Linked DNA regions of Homo sapiens: all the other regions are linked to region 2. A link is a loop called in an ENCODE intact Hi-C map of the cell type or tissue named here. Cell type or tissue: adrenal gland. All regions are shown on one strand.

Region 1 (8,000 bases), 330 kb after region 2:
AGAAACCAAAGAAACAAACAAACAAAAAACTAGCCAGAAGTGGTGGCATGCAGCTATAGTCCCAACTACTCAGGAAGCTGAGGTGGGAGGATCACTTGAACCTGGGAGGTGGAGGTTGCAGTGAGCCTAGATCACACCACTGCACTCCAGCCTGGGCAACAGAGTGAGAGCCTGTCTCAAACAAAACAAAACAAAACCTAAACCGCTTAGAAGATGCTAAAGAAAAAAAGAACATCCAGACAACAGGAAAAGGCACTTTAAAAATAGAATCACATTTCAAAAACAGAATAGAAGGGGTAGATGATAAACTTGAGGAAGTTTCTATTTCTCCCCAAAATAAAGAAAAAAGACAGAAAGGAAATGTAAGATAATTAGAGGATCATTCCAGCAACTCCAGCATCTGAATAGTGGAAGTTCCAGGGTAACAAAAGAGACTGACTGAAACTAAATAAACCAAAGAAATAATCCAGGAAAATTTGTTAGAACTGGAAGATATGAGTTTCCAGATTGTGGGTACCCAGCCAGGCCCTACCCCAAAGCCTATGATTGTGAAATTTCAGGAGGTTAAAATGGCAGATCCTAAGTTTCAGAGAGGAAAAATGGGTTCCTGACAATGGATCAGGGATCAGGTTGGCAGGGGACTTCTAAACAACTTAAATAGAAGCTGAAAGACAATGGGACAATGCCTTAAAAATTCCAAAGGGAGAAAAAATATAATCTATTTTCAAAGTATCAGTCCGGTATGAAGGAATAAAAACATTTTCAAACATACTAGGTATCCCAAAAGTTGCCTACAATGACTCTTTTCTCAGGAAACTAATAAAATATACATTCCACCAAAGTGAGGAAATAAACCAGTAAGACCTGAGATCCTGGAAACAGGGATCTAATACAAGAGATAGAGGCAAAGAGAATCCTAATAAACCTGAAGGGAAATCCCAGGATAACAGCTGTGCAGCAGGCAAGAGGCACCAGCCCAGCTACAGCAGGTTAGAAGGTGCAGGAGGGATGGCTGCAAAAGAAGAAACTGACAGAATACTTGATATGACTTGCTGCATGGGAGGGTGAATTTTGCATGAAATAGCTGAGACATACAGTGAAAACCAAGTAAGAGAAGCAACAAGATAATTGTTCACTTGAGAAACAGAAAGTGGTACAAGAAAAAAAATATAATCATAGTACACTACATGGCTCAGCTGTGAATAGTCATAAAAATATAAACACTGATCAGTGGTCAAACTGAAATTACAATATAGCTCCTACAGAAAGGTGGATAGGAAGTGGAAGATATGTGTGAAAGGGAGCTCAGGCCTCATCAGTCATCATGTGAATTCAACAGAGAATATTTGTTATCAAAATAAACAGCAGAGTTGAAAGTGGTTGTCTCAGGGTAGTGGGAAATGTCTTTTCTGCAGGAGAAGTAAAGAGGAATATTTTATTTCTTCATAATAACTCCTTCCAGAACTGCTGACTCTTTAAACCATCTGCATATAGAAGTTTGATAAAAATGAGTTTTTTTAAAAAAATTAGGGAACACAATAAAGTATAAAGAAGTAAATTTCTAAAATTATTCATGGTCACCACCTAGAACCAACCACTTTAACATTTTGACTATTTTGTTCTGATTTTTCCTCTGCATATTATACATGTGCATTTTCTTTAAAGTTTTAATCATACTATACATATATATATGGTTTTGATTCCTGCTTTTTCACACTTAACACATCATTAGCCTTTTCACATTTCTTTAAATATTTGTTGAAGGCAGTTTTTAATGGCTGTGATTATTCTAATATAAATCATTCTGTGATTTAGCAACTCCCTTTTTACTATGCATCAATGTGTTTATAATTTATCACTATTATAAATAACATTGTGAAGAATATCATTTTATGTAAATCTCTGGGTACACTGAATGTTTTCTAGGCATAAATTCATAAAATCAGATCACTGCAAACCAAAGAGTCTTTGGCAAATTAACCTCCAAACTGGTTGTTTCAGTTTTCATTCCCAAAAATGGGGCAGAGAGTATTTACTTTCCTTTCTCCTTTTCAACTTGATAGGTTGAAAAACAAAGTTTTTATTCACATGTCTTTACAGAGTGTGTTTTCATTGGCTATTTGTTTTTCTTCTCTTGTGAGCTATTGGTTTATGTCTTGTCCATTTTTCCACTGGGGCTACATGGTAGATTAACTCTTTGGCAACCTCATTTATAGGCTGATCTCTTACGAGTTAACATAAATCAGACCCATGTACCTGATGGTCCTTGAAAGCCCCAATAAAATTGTTTCTGAATCTAAACGGCCCCACAGAAACCTTGCCTATCTGGGAAGCTCAGGTCAAACAGCCGGGTAGTTGGGCACCTTTCTAACACTCCTCACTCACATTTCATGATTTATATGCACATCCCATTTTCTACTTGCATTCTGGCCAGCTCTATTCATCTTCCAACTGGACTGTAAACTCCTACGGGGGAAGAACCCGATCGGATGGAATTTTGTGTTCCTCACCTCACTCTTATGTTTAATGGATATTTATATGTTTGATAAATAAAGCTATTAGGGTGTGGTTGGGGTGGGAGAGTATATGAACAGAGGCACAGAGAAAACAAGAACACTGGAAGGTCCAGACCCAAGCATTAAAAGGAACAAAAAAAAAAAAATTAAAAAAATTTTTTAAGAAAAAGAATATCAGAAGGGTAGAGAAGAGATCAGCCCTCGCCTCTACCTGAGCCAGGGGCGAAGGCAGCACCACAAGTGCACAACTAGCAGAACTTCACTTTGTACCTTGAAACCCTGAAAATAGTCCCCAGAGCCCGGGAAAGAATGGCCATGGAAGAACAACTGAAAAAGAGCGGGGGCAGGAATAAAATGGAAAGAGAAAGATCACAGAGCCATAAAAAGGAATGGAATGTTGATACCTTCTACAACATGGATGAACCTTAGAAAACGTTATGCTAAGTGAAAGAAGCCAGACACAAAGGGCAAACATTGCAGGATTCCATTAATATGAAATGTCCAGAATAGGTAAATCCATAGAAACAGAAAGACAGATTAGTGGTTGCCAGGAGACGGGGGAGGAGGAATGGTGGGGAGTGACTGTCGGTGGGTATGGGGTTTCGTTCTGGGGTGATGAAAGTGTTCTCTGAATTATGCCTCAAAAAATAAAACAAAGGAAAGAGGAGGAAACTTACATATCAAGCAGTTTGACACACCAGCAATTTCTCTGAGTAATTACTTGCGTCTTAACACCAGCTTGCCTAGATGCTACTTCCATACTAGCTTGTTCAGACAACAGGAGGCATTCCGGTCTCCCAGTCAAGACACAAGTGAGCAGGTCAGCATCCTCACCATGTCCCCCTCCTACCGACTTATCACAGAGGGCCACAGGCCACTCTGGAAGCACACCTGACATAAAGCCCAGTGAAGGACTCCTACAGGTCTAGACTTGCTGGAGAACAGTACATGCGCATAGCCAGTATTTCATCCAAACAGACCTGGCAGCCTGTCTGCTTAATGAGCTCTGTGAGTCCAGAAATGAGTCCCACTTTGCTTAAATGGTCAATGTATTCAAATCGCCACCTATAACCTGCTTTAAAGCCACTCAATAATGTCCAGACAGGTCAGAATTTCCTCTCAAATGAGCTGATAGGAAAGCCAATATGGATATGATATAAAGTGATGGGAAAGGTTCTTTCCATAATAATCTTACCACCAGACTCCCCTAAATTTAACACACACCTAGTTCCTACTGGGGCCCCCAACACTTGTGCAAAGTGCTATGTGCTACGTGCAGTCCTGCAGGGACGGCAAGGGGAAGAGTTTACAATCTGCATGGGGAGCAAAGATTTACACATGAATAAAACCAAATGCTAGAGTGCAGCCTGGAGACAATTCACTTAGTGGAAATTCTAAGGAGGGACTCGACCACTAGAGGGCCGGAGTCAGAGGTGAGGAGGTCATGGGGTGCCTCAGCCTCAGTTGGACTTCTCACTTTCTGCAGTGGATGAATACCCAAAGCTCTCGCCTGTTGGACGAAGTCCCTGTCCGAAGGAAGCAGAGCCCCCATCTGCCTGCTCTGTCCCTCCTCGTGTCCAGTCCCTTCCCCATTCCTCCAGGGCCAAGGAGGCTGGTGGAAACACCTCCAGGTAATCAGCTCACTGGGGAAGACAACTCTGTGAAAAGTAAGCTGGATTAAATGGAATTTTAATTGAACTGGATGCTCAAAATTAAATGCTCTCTCAGTGGCTGCTCCTAGAGGGGGCACACTTTGAGCCAACTCATTTATAATCCCAACCATTATGCCATTTGAAAGAGGATGGGTTTTCTAGATTGGAACAAATTTGAAAAAAAAAAAAAAAGAAAGAAAGAAAAAAATGTAAAAGAGCAGGCGCAGGAGAATAAAGGGAGGGGAGAACACTTGCACAGAAAGCAGAGGTCAGCCAGGAAAGAAGTAATTACTGGCAAGATGGGTGTTTGAGTAACACAGCCCTTCCTCTCCCTTCAGCCACTCCTTGTGACCCGCCTGGGGAATGTTAACACAGAAAGGACGTCATTGCCCATCTGATGCTTTGGAACTAATTTAGCACAAACCAAGCTGCCATCCTTCTCAGGGACAGGGTCTGTCACCACCCAGAGGAGTGCTAACCTCAGCCACAATGAACAGAGCCCTGTCCAGGCGTCCTGTCTATCGAGCCCCTTAATATGCGGGAGAGAAATAGCTTGGTGTTTAGGCCGCATCAAGAAATACCTGCAGAGCCTACTGGGCGCACAGCCCTAGGCCACATAGCACACTAATGGAGCCAAGGCACCCCACAAAAAATTCTGCTTCCATTTTTTTTCTCCTGATAGCACTGCGGCCCTTCTCCACCAGGTGAACTGGATAGGGAGCACCCATGGCTGAATCATTCAATTCATTCCAGTAATTACGGATAATCTCAACCATGTGTAAAGAACTAGAAATGAGGGTATATGGGGGTGTGTTTTGTGGGGCTGGGGGTTTAAAAATTTATAAATTAAAAAAAAAAAACACACACACACAATGAGATCCTGTCATTTGCAACAACATGGATAGAACTGGAGATGATTAAGTAAAATAAGCCAGCAACAGAAAGACAAACATCACGTATTCTCACTTATTTGTAGGATCTTAAAAATCAAAACAATTGAACTCATGGACATAGGGAGTAGAAGGATGGGTACCAGAGGCTGGGATGTGTAGTTGGGGGTTTGGCGGGAGGTAGGGATGGTTAATGGGTACAAAAAAATAGTTAGGGCCAGGCACGGTGGCTCACGCCTGTAATCCCAGCACTTTGGGAGGCTGAAGTGGGCGGATCACAAGGTCAGAAGTTCGGGACCAGCCTGGCCAATATGGTGAAACCCTGTCTCTACTAAAATACCAAAATTAGCTGGGCATGGTGGCGGGCACCTGTAGTCCCAGCTACTTGGGAGGCTGAGACAGGAGAATTGCTTGAACCCAGGAGGTGGAGGTTGAGTGAGCCAAGACCGTGCCACTGCACTCCAGCCTGGGCGATAGAGCGAGACTCTGTCTCAAAAAAAAAAAAAAGTTCGAAAAAGACATGACACTATTTGATGGCACAACAGGGTGACTATAGTCAATAATAATGCAACTGTACATTTAAAAATAACTCAAAGACTGTAATTGGATTGTTTGTAGCACAAAGAGTAACTGCTTGAGGGGATGGATACCCTATTCTCCATGATGTGCTTATTTCACATTGCATGCCTGTATCTAAACATTTCATGTGCCCCACAAATGTTTACGCCTACTATACACCCACAACATTTTTTTAAAAATTGAAAAAATAAAAAAAAGAATAAAATAAGTCATGTTCTCTGCACTCCAGGGACAGTGTGTATGTAAGACAGCGGTGGATGTGGTAGGGAGGGAGGGGGCAGGGGGTGGAGATGGGTTGCAAAGAGCAGGTACAGAAGTGCACAGTCATTAATTCAGTGACTCTGAAAGTTTAGCCTGCGTCACAATCACCTGAAGGGCTTTTATAAAAGAGATTTCTTAGTTTTTCATTCAGAGGATTTGGGATAGAGCCTAAGAATTTGGATGTCTAACAAGTTCCCAGGAAATCCATGTTGGTTTGAGGATCACACTTTGAGAACCAGTGCCACCATTCAAGGCCTCGCTGAGCATCTAGTACGTGTAAGAATCCAAACTGATCACTTTCTCCAGCTAAAAAACAACTTTCGTGGAAACAACCTTACTCAACTTAACTCTTACTAGCATTTCACCTCCTTGGAAGGATAAGCCTTCCTCCTCTGTGCCCCCAATAAATAGGCCCCACTGCCCTCCCACCACTCATGGTTGACCTACCCTTCAAAACACTGTGCCTCTGGGGGCCAGGCCTGTGCCTGACAGATCTTCTAACACCTGCCCCTGGCCCAGATCTGGTGCTCAGGAAATGTATGTTGACTGACTGGATGAATGTTCTCTTCTAGGCTTGCCAGCCACCACAGGAAGCAGCCAGGCAGGATTTGGGAGCCCATGCAGAGGTGGTGGCAATGGGGATGGCCCAAGAGGGCAAACAATATGAGCAGCAGGTGGCAGAGGAAGTTTTGCGCCATATTTAGAGAATATTCAGATGAAGGAGGGACAAACAGTTTTGCAGAGGTAGGCTTCCCCTGAATAAGAAAATCCTTGAAGGGAGAAAGGAAAGGCCTGAGGTAGCCCCCATGGGACACAAACGACACCCGTCATTTGCAGGCTAAAGCTGGCCCGCCTGGCAGCCCCCCAAACAGCATTTCCCTGTCCCTCTCTTCTGGGAAGGGGCCACAGCTTTAGGCAAATGGCATGAGCTTCTTCCACACGTACTTGAGCAATGGGGCCATCAGCGCCACCTCGGGCCTGCTCCTTTTTGAGGAAGCATGGTGGTTTAGGGACAAAGTGACAAAACACCCGTAACGTCACGTGGGGCAGAAGTCTTTGTAGGAGCCGTTTTAGCAGCCGTCCCTACGTGTTCCACCTATACACAATGTTCCACCATCTCTTCTAGCTAGAAAAGCGATACGCTTGGAATGTACCTTTTACATGAAACGCTGAACAACAGTGCATGTGATAAAAGAGGCATTTAACATGGGCCAGATGATTAGGGAGAGTGACTTAACATCAAGAACCCAGGGCTTAAAGTCCGACAGCCTGCCTGGTGATCTCGGCTTTGCCTTTTACCAACCGTGTGGCCTGGAGCGAGTCATTTAACCTCCCCAGATCTGCAAAATGAGACAGCCACCACTGGCTTCCTTTACTCACAGAGCAGGTGAGGGAACTCAAGGCGGTACCAGGTGCGACATGCTTTATGTGCTGTAAAAATGTCATTTGATGATGAGCCTGCCACTTTTAAGCCCCTCAGTCTACCCTGAGCCTGAGTAGAGCAGGAAAATCTAGGGATCTGGAGAGGCGGCTGCTTCAGTGCTCTCACCATTCACTCAAAAAGGAACAGAGACAGCAATAAAGACCCCTTTCCCCACATTCTTTTCTTTCTATTAAAATCAACCAGCAACACAGCACCAGATTAATATCTCTTTAATTACCAAGTTGTCAGTCACCAGGTGAAAAACTCCATAATTTAGTTATCAACCCTGCTCCACATGTTGACACTGATAGCAGGGATCTGGGGTCCATAAAAAGACGCTTTGGGGTCACCCCCTCTGCCGTTCCTCCCTACACTATTCTTCCCACTCAGAATATGAGCTCTCCACACCCCTCTGCCTGCTGGAACTCATTTAGGTCAATGCTTCCCAAATCTTCACCTCATGGCACACAGAGAAAATGAGATGATGTGTTCAGCACACATCGGGTGGAGTAGAGGAGCCACTGCTGCATGCCTGAGGTGAGACTGCTCAAGCTAGGACAACCTGAGCCATGGCTTGTCCCAGGCCCTACCCAGCTGCCCTGAGGGCTGAGGAAATCCCTTATCTGGGAGCTGGGAAGCTCCAACATATCTAACAACCCCACAAGGAGGTACTATCATA
Region 2 (8,000 bases):
AATTCCTGGGCTCTGGCCGGTATGAGAAGGGAACAAGGTAACCGTCTCTAAAGGGACAAAGATGTGGTGGATGCTAAGCCAGGTGCCCCTGGTCTTTTCTTAAAGGGTTTTGGAAGTGCCTATTCTTGTAGCCTGTGGGTTAATGGGAACCCAGGAACCCATCCATGACAACCTCGTCAACAGCCCAGCCTTGGGGTCCTGGAGCAGGTCACGGGACGGGAAGAAGGTGGCGCAGGTGGAGCAGAGGCTGATGGTAACTGCATGGAGTCCAGCTGGGGAAGTCTAAGGCCACAGCTGACCACCTCCCCTGCCTCAAGGTGGGGCCTCCAGGCTACAGCTCGGGCACCTGTGTGCCTCCCTCTCTGCTCTTCTCACAGTTCATCCCCTCCAAGAAATCAGACCTGCCCAGCCTCACTGACCACAGCTTCAGAGCTAGGCCTGGATGCCTACCCAAGCTGGGCCAACACATACTCTCCCCTGGGATTTGACAGGGCCTGAGAAGCACAGCGGCAGGCAGGAGGCATGGGAAGGCACAGGAGTGGTAGAGCTCCGTGCCCTTGCTACTCAATGTGTGGGCCACACACCAGCAGTGTCACCCAGGGGTTTATGAATGTGGAACATCAGGATCCACCCAGGTCAGTTGAGTCAGAATCTACTTTTTTTTCCTCCAGATCCCACAGGACTGAAGAATCTACTTTTCAACAGATCCCCAGTGATTTGCATGCTCATTTAAATTTGAGAAGCTCTGCTCTGGAGAGGTCCCACAACACTTATCCCCAAGAGGCCTGAGCTGCCCAGTTCCTACTGCTCTGAGAAGTGGGGTTCCATGCTCCCTTGGATTCAAAGGCTCCTGTTGACTTGCCTTTTTCTAACTCTGGCCAGCTTGGTTTCTGTATTTCTTTTTTTTTTCTTTTTGAGACGGAGTCTCACTCTGTCCCCCAGGCTGGAGTGCAGTGGCGCAATCTCAGCTCACTGCAAGCTCCGCCTCCCAGGTTCACGCCATTCTCCTGCCTCAGCCTCCCAAGTAGCTGGGACTACAGGCACCCGCCAAAACGTCCGGCTAATTTTTTGTATTTTTAGTAGAGACGGGGTTTCACCGTGTTAGCCAGGATGGTCTCAATCTCCTGACCTCATGATCCACCCGTCTCGGCCTCCCAAAGTGCTGGGATTACAGGCGTGAGCCACCGCACCCGGCCTCTGTATTTCTTTTAACGAAGAAAACCTAATCAATGCACACGGGCAGGTCTGGCGGGGACAGTATGATTCAAGGGGAGGCTGACCTTGCCCAGAGCATCAGGCAGTTTGCCATACAACCAAACGCCCCCCACAGAGGGCCAGTCCTTTGTGTTCATGAATGTTTTGAGTCAGGGGAAAAAATAAATAGGCCAGGTGTGGTGGCTCATGCTTGTAATTCCAGCACTTTGGGAGGCCAAGGCAGATGGATTGCTTGAGCTCAAGAGTTTGAGACCAGTCTGAGCAACATAGTGAGATCTTGTCTCTACAAAAAATAAAAAATTAGCCAGGCATGGTGGTATATGCCTGTGGTCCCAGCTATTTGGGAGGCTGAGGCAGAAGGATCACTTGAGCCTGGGAAGTTGAGGATGCCTTGAACTGTGATCACACCACTGCACTCCAGCCTGGAGGACAGAGCAAGACCTAGTCTGAATAACAAATAAAATAAAATAATAAATAAATAAATAAATGCTCTGAGTCTTGTTAAATGAAAATCCTCCTGAAATGAAAGTTTCTAGTCATTTATCCTTTAGTATGAAGTACCTTCTCAGATTCTTGCCAAAGAGACCACTTTCTAGGTTGGACATAGGAGAAGTCACAGAAACCTTTCTATTTTTACACTTTGATTAAAGGCCTGGCTCTGCTTCCTCAGAGAAGGCCTGTATTGAAATTGCCCTGGGGCTGTCTTTTTTTATTTTTTATTTTTTGAGACAGGGCCTTGCTCTGTCGCCCAGGCTGGAGTGCAGTGGCGCAGTCTCCGCTTACTACAAGCTTGCAACCTCCGCCTCCTAAGTTCAAGGCAGTTCTCCTGCCTCAGCCTCCAGGGTAGCTGGGATTACAGATGCCCACCAACACACCCAGCTAATTTTTTTTTCCCTTGAGACGGAGGCTTATCCTGTCGCCCAGGCTGAAGTGCAGTGGGGCAATCTCGGCTCAATGCAACCTCTGCCTCCCAGGTTCAAGTGATTCTCATGCCTCAGCCTCCTGAGTCGCTGGGATTACAGGCGCCTGCCACCATGCCCGGCTATTTTTTTTTTTTTTTTTTGTATTTTTAGTAGAGACGGAGTTTCCCATGTTTGGCCACGCTGGTCTTGAACTCCTAACCTCAGGTGATCCACCTGCCTCGGCCTGCCAAAGTGCCAGGATTATAGGCATGAGCCACCGCTCTCTTTATTAAAAGAGAGCTCCTGGGGCTCTCTTTTAATAAAGTGCAAAGTCCTGTGTCTTTTCTCATCTGGGAAGCCCTCTCTGCCTTGTCCAGCCATGGTCACCTGTCCCTTCTCTGAGACTCCAGAGCAGCGATCCTTTACCTTTTGTGTGTGTGGACCCCCTTACAGAACAATGTTTTCAAATGCATAAAATAAAAAACAAAGGATTTCGAAGAAATTAATCATATTGAAATGTAAGCATCAAAATATTTAAAAATGAGTGATTTAGTAACATATGTGCTTATTATTTTTCTTTTTATAAGCCTTTGTCAGAATATATGTGCTTCCTAATTAGCATAGTAAGATCTAGTAGCAGGTCTACCAATCTCTTGTCATTTCTTTTTTTCTTTTTTTTTTTTTTCGAGACAGAGTCTTACTCTGTCCCCCAGGCTGGAGTGCAGTGAGGGATCTCGGCTCATAGCAACCTGTGCCTCCTGGGTTCAAGCTATTCTCATGCCTCAGCTTCCCAAATAGCTGGGATTACAGTTGTGTGCCACCACACCTGGCTAATTTTTGTATTTTTAGTAGAGATGGGGTTTCACCATGTTGGCCACGCTGGTCTCAAACTCCTGGCCTCAAGTGATCCGCTTGTTTCAGCCTCCCAAAGTGCTGGGATTACAGGAGTGAGCCACTGTGTTGGGCTCAATCTCTGTAATTTCAAAATAGTGATGGCTCTGTCGCCCAGGCTGGAGTGCAGTGGCGCAATCTCGGCTCACTGCAAGCTCCGCCTTCCGGGTTCACACCATTCTCCTGCCTCAGCCTCCCGAGTAGCTGGGACTACAGGCGCCTGCCACCACGCCCGGCTAATTTTTTTGCATTTTTGGTAGAGACGGGGTTTCACTGTGCCGAAATTTTTATTGTCAATCCTGACAATCATTGAACCCCTTAGTTCTCTTAATACATTTGTCATTTACAGATGAACCTCTAGATGGCGGCAGTGTCCCACAGAATGTCCTTTTCCAGGCCTTAGTATCCCATCCAGGGTTTTTACGTGTCACTTCTCTTTCATTCCTGCAAATGCCAGGAATGACTCCTCTTCACCTCTCCCTGTATAAAATGGCCACCAGAAAAACTCCACAACACACACACACACACACACACACACACACACACACCCCAAAATCACTCGAAAATGAATAAGAATGTGAAAAGAATCAAAACGCTCAGACTTACCTGCTTTGGGGAAAGGAATTATTAGCCTTTCCCCAAACATAAGTGATGGTCAGACAAGGGAGAGGTGATGGTGGTGCTGTGGACCCTGTAAACCCTGAAGTGTCCAAAGCAGTTTGCACCTAGACCTCGGAGAGGGAATCCACGCCCTGTCAGCTCCCTTGCCACTGTGCTTTCTTGCACCAATACAAATACCTCCTGAAAAATTCCAAACTGGTAGCAGCTGAGCAGACGGGAAAAGGCATTTTCCCCACCCTTTCATGAGGATGGCTAACCAGCGGAGACGGCCACCCCAGGGGCGGCAGTGAGTGTGGGGATGAGCAGATGAGCGACGTGGGATTCAATGGCACACAATCTGAATTTGGACAACCGGGTAGATTGAAAGGGCCAGACCCCGAGGGAGAGAGAGGGAGGGCGCTGACTGCTTTGCTCCCTGGGGCTTCCATGGGAACATGAATCCTTAAGTTTTAATTTCAGCAAGTCCTCCAGAAGTTACCAAAGCTGAGAAAACTCTCCTGCTACCATTCCTCTTCAAAAAGTCTGAGAAAGCTAAAAGTCCAAAGGAGGTGAGAAAATAAGGTAACTTTGCTTTGTAAAATGTTATCCATCCTCTTGCAACACAAGCACCAAAGAGAAATCAAACAGGTTTATTTATTGTCAAGCCTTGAGAAACAGACTAAGATAGTAGTGCTGTACCATTCTATGTTGTGAACTTTTTTTTTTTTTGAGACAGGGTCTCACTCTGACACCCAAGCTGGAGTGCAGTGGTCTCAGATCACTGCAGCCTCGACCTCCTGGGCTCAGGTGATCCTTCCACCTCAGCCTCTCAAGTAGCTGGGACTACAGGCACATGCTTCCATGCCTGGCTAAATTTTGTATTTTTTCTAGAGACGGGGTTTCACTGTGTTGCCCAGAACTCCTAGGCTCAAGCGATCCACCTGTCTTGGCTTCCCAAAGTGCCAAAATTACAGGCAGGAGCCACTGCACCCGGCCTGGTGAAAACATTTCAATATCCTCAAGGATCTCTCCATATTGTGAATGGTATCAGGAGCTTCAGACTTGGGATTCAAGTCCCAGGCAGGGTTCTTACCAGTTACATGGCCTCTCCAAGCCCCAGTTACCTTTTCTGTAAAGTGGAGAAAGTCTGGCACCTACTTCATTGGGTTGTTATGGAAATTAAATAGAAAGTGCTTGGTGCAAAACCTGGGGCATTTATTGATGACTAATTAATAAGTTGTCTATTTTGATATGTTGCTAGGCATGTATTCATTCAACCAAGCCTGCTGGATCTCTGAGGACATAAATTAAGATGAGTAAGACCCAACCTCAGGCTTCAAAGAATAGAATATTTACTGTGCTATTGTAAAACTGGGAGATAAAGGAGTGTATATACACCCACTGATAACATATTTCATGATTCTTAGATGTACTTTTTCATAGTTTAACATCTTTGACAACAGTTTTTATTTCTTGATGGTAAAAAAAAAGTAATGATGTGACTTACAATCAGTAGAATCTTAGATTTGGTGAAAAGCAGCATAAGCATAAAGAGAGTTTAATGACAGAGACAGAGCGATCAGCTTACCACCATGATTCAGCCCATAGGAACCCAATCAGAATTCCAGTACAGGGGACAGCTACAGAATGCTGTCTTCTGTCTCCTGAGACATGTCTGCTCCTCCCTGCAGTGCTTTTGGGAGACAGGAGTGGGAGAGGCCTTTGATCTTGGTGCTGAGGGCTGGGTGGTACCTAAATTACAGTGCACGTATAGGTCTTTGTCTAGAATGCAGATCCTCAGCCCCTGCCTCAGAGGATCTGGTTAGGTTGGTCTGAGGGTGGAGGCCTAAGTGATCCAACCAGCTCTGGGTCCTTCCTGGTGTGAGGGGATTCTTTGCTTGGGGAGGAGTGTCACTGCCCTGGGCTCAGGAAATGATCTTTACCCGAAATTAGGAAACCTGAGCTTGCATTCAAATGCAGCTCCTCCAGTAGTGTGCAGAGGCTAGCTCATACCGGTGGGCATGAAATCAGCCACAGTGGGAGCATTTACACCACAGTAATGGGCAAGCTTTTTTTTCTCTCTTTCTTCAGAGTCACTTTACCAGCACAGAACTGTGACTTTTCTTCAGTTGGGTAACCTCGAAGATATCACTGAAACTCACTTCAAGCCTGTTTCTTTCCATCTGAAAGGGGATTATTATATTTCTAACCTCACAGAGCTGTGGAATAAATGAGTCTTCAAGTATGAGAAAGCATCTAGCCCAGTGCTAGGCTCTAGTGATTAGTAGTTTATTCTTTCGCTCTAGAAGTTTCCTATAATGTTTTCTCCTTAGGAACTTACCAGGGTGAGAATGAAATGAAATGAACATACTTCATGATGAAATTCAAATCTCAGTGTGGATGATTAGCATTTAGCAGGAAGGATAATGGTAACTTTATGTAATCTTTTACAGTTTAACAAGCTGTATTTCATGTGGCATAAGCTTACACCACAAACATTTTCCAGATGAGGAAACCAAGGCTCATAGAAGTTGACTTGCTCAGAGTCATGTGGTGTTTAAACGAGGCAGAAACAAAAACTTTCGATGTACTGCTGTCCCTCAGTGTCCATAGCAGATTGGTTCCAGGACCCACCCCCCAAGGACACTGTGGATACCAAAATCCATGGATGCTCAAGTCCCTGATAAAAAATGTTGTATTATTTGCATATAATCAATACACATCCTCCTGTGTACTTTAAATCATGTCTAGATTACTTATAATACCCAATACAATGTAAATACTATGTAAATAGTTGCTAAGTTGTATTGTTTACAGAACAATGTTGAGAAAAAAAGTCTGTGCATGTTCAGCACAGACACGATCCACTTTTCCCCTGAATATTTTTGATCTGTGGTTAGCTGAAATCCACGGATGTAGAAAACACAGATACAGAGGGCCAACTGCGCTTCCCCCCATCCCATCCCATGACAGTAAAGCCTGTGTACAGAGACCTGGGTGGGCAGGTGGTGTTAAAACAAACCTAATACCCAAACCGACAAAATTCCTAACCAAAGCTTAAAGTTTAGTTGGAAAGCTTAAATACCCACATGGGAATCTCCTGAGGATGATGACCAAGTCAAGCCCTGGAGGTCGCCATTGGCAGATGGGCTAGTGAATTCCCTTGCCCAGACACATCGAGGGCCATGCAGGATAGTCTCACATCCTTCACACTAACCACCTGCACAGCTACCGTCTTCCTTGACTGGATTCCTTGCCTGCATTATGGTTCTCTGATCGTCACCCCCATCTTTGTAGAGAAAAGCAGCACTCAGGCTGAAGCATCATTTCCTTCTCACTCCCTTGGCTGCACTTAGCCTCTCAGTTTTTTCCAAGACAAACATAAAATTCTTGAGAGCTGAGACTGTCCACCCTGGTGTGAATGCAAATGGTGGTTTAGTTTTTGGTTTCTCAAAGTCTGAACTTTACTGCCCAAGCTGCTTATAGACTTACGAGCTGATTAAAATAAAGGAAAAGAAAACCTCTCCCAGCTGAAAATATGCCCCGGACCTTTCCAAAGTTTAAGTGAAGTTGAAATTCAGCAGCAGTTGGGCTGCAGTTGAGAAAAGGGGCTTTGAGCCAGATCCAGCCTTCATAGTAAGAAGGTGGTAAAGGGTCCAGCCTTGTAGCTCCAGGAAAGACAGTATCTTCCCTTTAAAAGAGAAAAAGTTAGCTTTCAAAGTGGATTCTCTCAACCTTGGGCTTTGTGGAAATGTAGAAGCAGCTACCTTCCCTTTCTTTCTTCTTCTTCTTCTTCTTTTTTTGTTTTAGAGTCGGAGTCTTGCTCTGTTGCCCAGGCTGGAGTACAGTGGCACAATCTTGGCTCACTGTAACCTCCGCCTTCTGGGTTCAAGCAATTCTCCTGCCTCAGCCTCCCAAGTAGCTGGGACTACAGGTGCCCACCACCACACCCGGCTAATTTTTGTAGTTTAGTAGAGACAGGGTTTCACTGTGTTGCCCAGGCTGGTCTCAAACTCCTGAGCTCAGGCAATCCACCCGCCTCAGCCTCCCAAAGTGCTGGGGTTACAGGTGTGAGCCACCGTGCCTGGCTCCTTCCCTTTCTTAAAGGAGTATGCCACTGCAATTCAGAGTTCCCACCATTTCCCAATTATTACTGCCACTCCACTCACCTGTAGAATAGACACCCATTAAAAACTCTTTCAGCCTTAGAGATTCCATGATTAAGATATTTATGATTCATCCACATTTTGAAATACAAAAAAATCATTTTGTTCAAAAATGCTTGCTGCTGTGGGAAAATGCTCACAATATAATGCTCTACACACTGCTGGTACTGGGAAGTCATGTACTAAAATGTGAACCATGGTCATCTCTGGGCTTTGAGATCACCAG
Region 3 (8,000 bases), 400 kb after region 2:
TGCGGCTTCTGTGCTTAAACATTGTTAGAGAGTGAATCACATTCTATTTTTGTACTAGGAGTGTCTTCTGTTTAACGAAATCCCCCAGCGTGTCTCTGAGTGAAACAGAGACTTTATCATAAAGGAAATAACACTTCGAGTTCAGAGATTGTGAGCTGTTGGCCCCGTGGACTTTTGTTAGGTCTGTATAGTGGCTAAAGAAAATTGAACCAACATTTAAAAATCAGCAGGTATCACATAAAAGTCTGGATTTCTGGCTGCCCTTGAGTTGGACATGGGGCATGTATCTCCACATGGTGAAGATGGGAAGGAGGGAAAAAGGAGTAGAGGCTTCCTGCTTTACGGCTTCTTCCTTTCCAGTCAGCTATGCCTGGCCAGCTTCCCACTTTTATCTGGCCCACCTGGGCCCTCCTGGCATCTGAGCTTCTGACCCTGGCCCTAATTGATCTGTTTTTGTTTGTTTGTTTTTGTTTTTGAGATGGAGTCTTGCTCTGTCACCCAGGCTGGAGTGCAGTGGCACGATCTCGGCTCACTGCAACCTCCACCTACTGGGTTCAAACAATTCTCCTGCCTCAGCCTCCCGAGTAGCTGGGATTACAGGCGCATGCCACCATGCCAGGCCAATTTTTGTACTTTTAGTAGAGATGAGGTTTTGCCATGTTGGTCAGGCTGGTCTTGAACTCCTGATCTCAGGTGATCTGCCCGCCTTGGCCTCCCAAAGTACTGGGATTACAGGCATGAGCCACCATGCTCAGTTTCCTAACTGATCTGTTTTGAGAACAAGGATTCTCCCACAGTGCATAGAGTTTGCTTAAGGGCAGTCATCTGGAGTTCTTTTGAAGTTGGCCTGATACCTGAGAGCAGGTGAGCTTTCTACCAACTACTGTGCTTCCAGAGTCTTCCAATCATTGTTTTCTTGGAACCCACTCAGGCTAGCTCAAATATTATGGGCTTTATGTATGTGAGGCTATGGAGATTGCTCAGAAGTGAAAGTCAGCCTGAGTGAACTGTATAGGGTTTCTCTCTTACCCAACCACCTCCCTCTTCTTTCTTATACCTACTCCTGTCTCAGAGTGGACATACCAACCTGGTCTTCAGAAAAAGAGCCAGGCATAGCAGATTGAAGAGGGAAGACCCCAGGCTGCCAGTTACAGACTGACTCTCCCGTCTTAGGGGACCTAGGAGAGGACATGGGGTGGGATCCAGAGGGAGTTACCGAGGCCTTTGAGTATAGATCTGCTGCCACTCATGAAATGGCAGGTGTGTGGGTCAGGTGGGCCAGTGAGTGAGGCCTTACATCTGTCCCCTCTCAAAGACATTTTCCTCCTTAGCGCTTGGTGAGGGAAGTGTGGGAACACAGGAGGGCAAGGCTGCAGTGAGCCGAGATTGCGCCACTGCACTCCAGCACCGGTGACAGAGCGAGACCCTGTCTCAAAAAAACAGAACAAAACAAACAAAAAAGAAACACGGGAACAGTTAGAATAAAAGGGTAGATTCATAAGCAGAAAAACTCTGGAGCCACTACCCCAGCTACACATATCTAGAGAGATATACAGGGGGCCACACAATGCCATCTGAAATGGAGTAGCAGTTCTCTTCCCATGTTATCAAACCAGCTCGGAACCTTTGTTCACAAACCTAAATGAATGAGACGCAGCACGGTTCTTTGTTTTCTTCCAATCATCTTTCAGCTCCTTGCCACACTTGGTCTCTGGTACCTCCTGGCTGAGCAAGCTTGGGCAATTCCTGAACCTCTCGGAGTCTGATTTCTCATCAGCAAAGTGGGCGTCATGGGCTGAATTATCTCCCCTCAAAATTCAAGTGTTGAAGTCCTAACCCCCGAAACCTCAGAATGTGACCTCATCTGGAGATAGGGGCTTTAGACTACGTACTGGGTACAGTGTACACTGCTCGGGTGATGGGTGCACCAAAATCTCAGAGATCACCACTATAGAACTTATCCATGTAATCAAAAACCACCTGTACCCCAAAAACTATTGAAATCAAAAAAAGAAGTCATGGCGTTAAAATGAGGGCTTAATCCAATCTGACTGGTGTCCTTGGAAGAGGAAATTTGGACATTCAGAGAGACACCAGGGATGCACACAGAGAGGAAGACCACGTGGGGATGCAGTGAGAAGGCAGCAGCCATCTGCAAGCCGAGAGAGGCCTCAGAGGAAACCAAACCTGCCAACACCTTGATCTTGGACTTTCAACTTCCAGAACTGTGGACAAATGAGCATCTGTTGCTGAAGCCACCCAGTTTGTGGTATTTTGTTAGAGCAGCCTGGGCAGATTAATCTAGTGCGTACCAGTGCTCCTTCATGGAGGGCTATGGGATAAAATAGATGACATGAGAGTGTTGGACAGGGTACAATACATCCTAGGTATTCGGCAAGGGTGAGCTTCCTTTTCAAGAAGCCGTCACAGAATGCTTTAGCTCACAGAGCCTTTCTCAGATCGTCTCTTACACTCCTTCTGTTTATTTGATTGATCAATCATTGCTCCTTAATCACTGATTGAGCTCTGTGGTCTGGTTGTTGAACCCTGGCAATGGGTGGTCTGTGCAGCCACACTATTTGCTGCTCTTGCACTTCCAAGACCTGAAGCTAGAGCTGGTGCTCAGAGAAGAGCTGCCCCATGGTAGCAAGTGTCTGTCACTGGCTCTTTCTGGGGCAGAGGGAAGCTCCTGAAACCCTGCCCTCCCCACCTCCTCCACCAAGGGTCCCCCTGCTCAGCACTTTCTGCATGGCTTCCTGGTGGCTGTCTTCCAAGGCCTGCTTTCTGCCCCAGGACCTTACAAAGGCTGCTTTGATGAAAAGTTTGAGGCAAAGTGACTGTGTCATTTGATACAAGAGGCTCAAGGGGGTAAAAAGTGTAGCTTTCTTCTATTTTTGGATTTTCTAGCCCAGCGGAGAATGATCAGCTGAATGGGACTGGGGCGGAAGCCAGGAGCAGAGGGAGGAAATGCACCCAAGCTGGAGAGCCCCTGTGATTAGCAGCTGGAAGCCTAGAGCGTGACCTGCTTGTGAAGAGGCGCCTCTGCAGGCAGACTCTGCGCCCAGAGCTGGAAGGCATGCAGGGGCCACTTGCCCTGGGGCCACCAGACTCCTTCCTCCAATGGCCTGCTCCAACGGTCCCTGCCCCTGCAAAATGCACAGAGCCTGCTCCCTCCCTCCCTCCTGTTGATGGAGTACAGGCCAAGGATAGTCACTCTCTGGGTGAGATTTGAGAGGCACCACAAAAGCCCCTTAACCCTGGGGTCTCCGTCATCCACCGCCAGGGCAGTGGCACAGGGCCCTGCTCTCAGTGGGGGCTCTCCACATGGCTTAATGCTCTGCTGTCACCGTCGTGGAATTCATGATGGGACACTGCATTGTCCTCTTGCACTGGGCCCACAAATTCAGGAGCCGGACCTCCCCACCTCTCCCAGTTCTTGAAATTCAGGTTAGCAGTCACTTCCCTTCCCTGCTCTGGCTGATACCTCTCATCTGTGTAGCTTCTTATTCACCACCAGCCTCCACCTTGTTATCTCACTAATTGTCACTATAACCCTGTGAGGGACTGACATCTCTCTGACTCGTGGCCCTTTGTAGGATTTGCCCCACGAGCTCAGGCCTTTTGATGCCACCCCTTTGCTCTCTTTGAGGAACAAAAATGCCTACCTCCTGAAGCTATCTGTAATCCCCTCCTACTTAAGTGTAAGAAATTTGCAAGTCCGAAACCCATCCTCCACTTCACTCTTAAGAGCCTAAAAAGCCCTCTGAGGGCGCTTAATAAATACTAACTAATGAACCTGCAGCTGCTGCTCCTTTGGCTAATTAAATCTAAGTAAATCACAGACTTTGAATTATGCAACAAGGCTTGGCCAAAACAGCTTAAAAATGTGGGAGCCCTAGCTTTTCTGCTGTGCCCTGTGGAAAAATCCCATCTTTTAATCATGCTTAACCTTCCTGAAGAACAGCAGCAACCTTTAAATAATGAATGAACGTATATTAGCAAGATTTCCCCAAAGCTACACGTGGGAGTCAGATCAAAAAAGGGACAGAAGCAGACACAGGCCTGAGGGCATTCTGGAACTTTCTGCTCAGCCCTGGCCTGCAGGGTGAAATCATTTGGTTCCCCAGAAGCCCAGAGCATGAACTGGTGAAAGGGAGGAGGGGCAGATATGCTGCCACAGGCTCAGCTTCCTGATGTGGCACAGTAAGCTCCTGCCACCCCTAGCCTGCGGCAGAGGTTAATGGAAACCCCATAGCACTTCTGAAGGGCTGTGCACTCGGTTGTTCTCCCTCTCATTCCCCCTAGAAGACCCTCCTGGCCAAGAGCATTGTCTTCATAAAGAGAACAGATTTTGTTTTTTTTTTTTTTTTCTGGTAGGGTCTTGCTCTGTCCCCCAGGCTGGAGTGCAGTGGCACGATCACAGCTCACTGCAGCCTCAACCTCCCAGGCTCAAGTGATCCTCCCTTGTTAGCCTTCCCAGTAGCTGGGACAGCAGGTGCATGCCACCGTACCTGGCTTTTTTTTTTTTGGAGATATGGGATCTCCCTATGTTGCCTTGCCTAGTCTTGAGCTCTTGGGCTCCTGCCTCGGCCTCCCAAATGGCCGAGATTACAGACGTGAGCCACCGCGCTAGCCCAGGACAGACCAGGACAGATTGCATTGAGTCTCATCACCTATAACAGGCTTCCCAGACTTTAAGATGCATATGAATTGCTGGGGGCTGGTGGGTACTGTCAAACCACATCTGCTTCAGTGGGTCTGGGGCAGGGTCTGGGATGCTGCATTTCTAAGACGCCGATGCTGCTGATCCACAGATCACACATTGAAGAGCAAGGATTTAGGTCTTTCAACCCTGATTGCTTATTAGAATCAACTGGGGCACTTGTAAGGCTAACAAATCATCTCTGGATGTCATCTCAGATCAATTAAATCAGAATTTCTCGAACAATCTCTAGACTTTGGTCCTTCTTTTTTCTGAGTTAGAGTCTAGATAATTTAGAGGTCGCCCAAATGAAGCCTAGAAAACTTAACTGACTTGCTTACTTACAAGTCATCTGCTAACTTGGGACTAGAAATAGACATGGCAGGAAAGTGGCCTTTGGAATCAAGGCTTAACCCTCCTGCCCCCGAGTCTCTCCAACTGTAGTCCTGTCCTTGGGCTCAGGAGGGCAGCCTACAATATTCCATTTAGGGAACAGGAGAGATTTTCCCATCTTTCTCTCCCTAAGCCTGCCTGAAACTTTACTATTAGTGCTTCATTATTTGGGCTGAAGCTTAGTGGTCCTTTGCAATGAGTGCAATCTCTTATACATAGACTTTAGCAGCTTGGTGTCCATAGGATGATCACAGTCCCCTGACTGTCTCTGGGCTCTGCTCTGTGGGATCTGGGATCAGGAAGGGAAGGGGCTCTGGAGTCCAACTTGCCTCCCCTTGCAGCTCTGCTGAGGGCACCCAGCACAGAGAGGAGTGCCCTTCCCAGTCTGCTGCCCTGATTGTGTCAGGTCATGGGCTTCAGGCAGAGGTCAGGAGGATGAAGGCAGAGTGGCTCCAGGCGTGTGGCCAGGGAAAACCATGACCTCCCTGCTGTGGTATGCAGTACTCTTCCTTAAAGCAGAGTGCAGCAGTGGCCCGGCCCAGATTGGCTACGGCTGTGCTCCATCTGATGGTTTCAACCCCATCAAGGCTTTCTGGCTCAGCAGCTCAGGAAGGGAGTGGGAGCTGGGCCTAAGGAATTAGGGATGATACACCAGTTATTTGCTTAATTCAGTATCTCCCCCCTCCACTCATACTATCAGAATTCTAATTCTGTTTGAGGCTGCAACAGTGTCCACGCAAAAACCTTACCACCTCAGACACCCTACAGATAGGTGCAGCCACATGACCTTAGTTTGACCAATGGCACGGAAGCAGAAGTCTCTGGGTGGGGCTTCCTGGGATGCTTTTAAAAGGCGGCTCCTTTTCTGACCTGGAGTAACGGACCTGGTACTTGGAGCTGCTTCAGCCAACTTGACACTGAGGCGGGAAGCCATGGGCTGAGGATAAGAGCCCTGTGGTGGTGGAGGAAGGCACCACCTGAGTCCTCTATGACTTCTGAGAGCAGTTTCACCAGCCGTGGATGGACTACCTGGGACTTCTTGGTATGTGAGCAACACAAACCTCTATTTGGTGAAGCCATTGTGGCTGGATTTCTTTTACAGCTGAAAGTAATCCTCAAACGCAGGACCTCAGAAAGTTTTTGGTCTGGAAACGGGAAGGTCCAGGCAAAAAAGCGGCCCCCAGGAATTAAAGGAGGAGGAAGGCTTTTATTTATCTGTTTTGAATTACTATTCCACTCTATAATCTTTAGTGTATTGCCTATTTCCCAAGGGATTAAGTTTATATTCCTCAGACCAATATTCAAGGCTCCCTAACACTTAGCCCCAAACCAATTTTCCAGGCCTGTTACCTTGTACACCATTCCCTGGAGCAAGAGTGACCCTTCCCTCCTGGATACACGTTACACACTCCCACCCTAATCTTCATTTGTGTGAGGTATCCCTCCTGATTTCCACCTGTTCGGGCTTACCTAGCCTTATGAGCTCGTCTTTTAAGAAGACTTCCTCTATCACCCAGGGCTCCAGGGAGCTCTTCTATGATCTCGTTTATAGCTGAGGTCTGTGTACTGATAGCTGCTTTACATTTTCATGTGTGTTAAACTCATCTCCCCAGCAAGGTTGTGAGATCCTCCCAAGGTAGGATCTTGGGAGCAGGGTAACATGGAAAGAACATGTGCTCTGGGATGATCTCAGTTAAGTCTAACGTCTCTGAACCTCGGTATCCCTGGCTGTGAAGTGGAGATGATATACATTTCTACCTGCAGGGTTTTGGTGAAGATAGCCTCCTTAGGGACTTAGGGCGCATGGTATGTTAGCATTGGTGCTGAAGAGGCGCTTGTACATTGGCTTGTTACCTGGCTGGTAACTGCTTAGCTGGGCCTTTTTCCTATCCTTTGCCTCCCTCTCTCTTCTGATTTTCTGCTTTGCATTTGAATCAGAAGATCTGTTCTAAGTTTAGGGAGTGACCATGAGTAGTTCTCATTTTCCTAGAGGGCAGATCTGAGGCTAGTGGCTTCAGTATTCAAACACAATAGGGAAGAGTAGATTTCATGCCTGTGGCTAAACATGTGGGATGAGATGCTCACTTAACCGTTCAGGGGAGTTTACTTTCTCTGAAGATTAAGAAAAATGAATGTATTTAAGTCTAGTTTTACCTGGCAACAGATGGATGGATTAAATGACCTTACGCACTTGGGTGTTTTGGTTTGTGTGTGTGTGTGTGTGTGTTTTATAAATGCCCAGTTCTGTCTGCTCTAAGAAGGTAAACAGGTGGACCTTAAACTTTTTGCTATCCTTATCTCCATCTCTCTCACCTCAACCCCATGGGGCAGAAACCCAGATCAAATAAAATGATCAGAAGAAGTGACCCATACCACAACGGCCCTTCCTTGAAAGTTTAATGAGAAATGATACTTTTATCACTTCCAAATTAAGTACCTGTCACATGCAGCTATCAATGGGATTGGATATATGGAGTTGGGTGGGAAATGAGAAGTCACCATGGACTTACATGGCATGATAATGTGTACTGACATTGAAGTCCCAAGGCAGTCATTTTTTTCACGTGATTTTACTGAGAGTCGCTCGAGAGCCCAATGAGACAGAAACTTATTCTCTTGTCACTCTTAAGGCAGAGCCCTATGCCAGAGGAGAGAAGGGGTCAGTAAAGACTTGATTAATTGCACAGCTGTGTCCAGCCTCATTCAGTTTGCCACATTATCACTAAAGTGTCCTGTGGCACAGCCAGCCATCGTGGCTGGGCTGCTGGGCTCAGAGTAGCCGACAGTCTGCAAGGAGTGTGTGTATTGAAGGGCTGAGGGGCTGGTGACTGGGGGAGTTGAACCCCTTTGTTGCATACTTGCAGGGCAGCTTCACTTTGTGCCTGACCGTGAGCCTTCTGGTGTT

What was found. A loop is a pair of places that touch in the nucleus more often than their neighbours do. Peaks named below come from ENCODE experiments on the same cell type or tissue, not always from the same donor. Only the 100,000 strongest peaks of a DNase experiment are listed, where the experiment ranks them.
Region 1: it touches region 2 in a loop (2.9-fold over the local background); 14 of 110 quality-filtered maps call a loop at or near these places.
Region 3: a loop joins it to region 2, with 3 times the contacts of the local background. A loop is called at or near these places in 3 of 110 quality-filtered maps.

The regions. Positions count from the first base shown.
Region 1 is chr2:46,551,150-46,559,149 of GRCh38, reverse strand. The region is part of intron 2 of RHOQ (ras homolog family member Q); the gene reads right to left. Among named protein-coding and RNA genes, the nearest start is that of ATP6V1E2, 13 kb to the right of the region's middle. RefSeq lists an enhancer at 1,113-1,162. In adrenal gland, no CTCF peak of the experiment used is centred here; no DNase peak of the experiment used is centred here; H3K27ac peaks cover 3,230 bases.
Region 2 is chr2:46,884,579-46,892,578 of GRCh38, reverse strand. No RefSeq gene overlaps it. Among named protein-coding and RNA genes, the nearest start is that of MCFD2-AS1, 11 kb to the left of the region's middle. RefSeq lists a silencer at 2,091-2,275. In adrenal gland, a CTCF peak has its summit at 3,359 (motif pointing right); a DNase peak (open chromatin) is centred at 3,388; H3K4me3 peaks cover 361 bases; H3K27ac peaks cover 978 bases.
Region 3 is chr2:46,485,739-46,493,738 of GRCh38, reverse strand. No RefSeq gene overlaps it. Among named protein-coding and RNA genes, the nearest start is that of TMEM247, 10 kb to the right of the region's middle. RefSeq lists enhancers at 2,786-2,835, 2,946-3,005, 2,635-3,167, 3,026-3,325, 3,168-3,700. In adrenal gland, no CTCF peak of the experiment used is centred here; a DNase peak (open chromatin) is centred at 3,188; H3K27ac peaks cover 2,737 bases.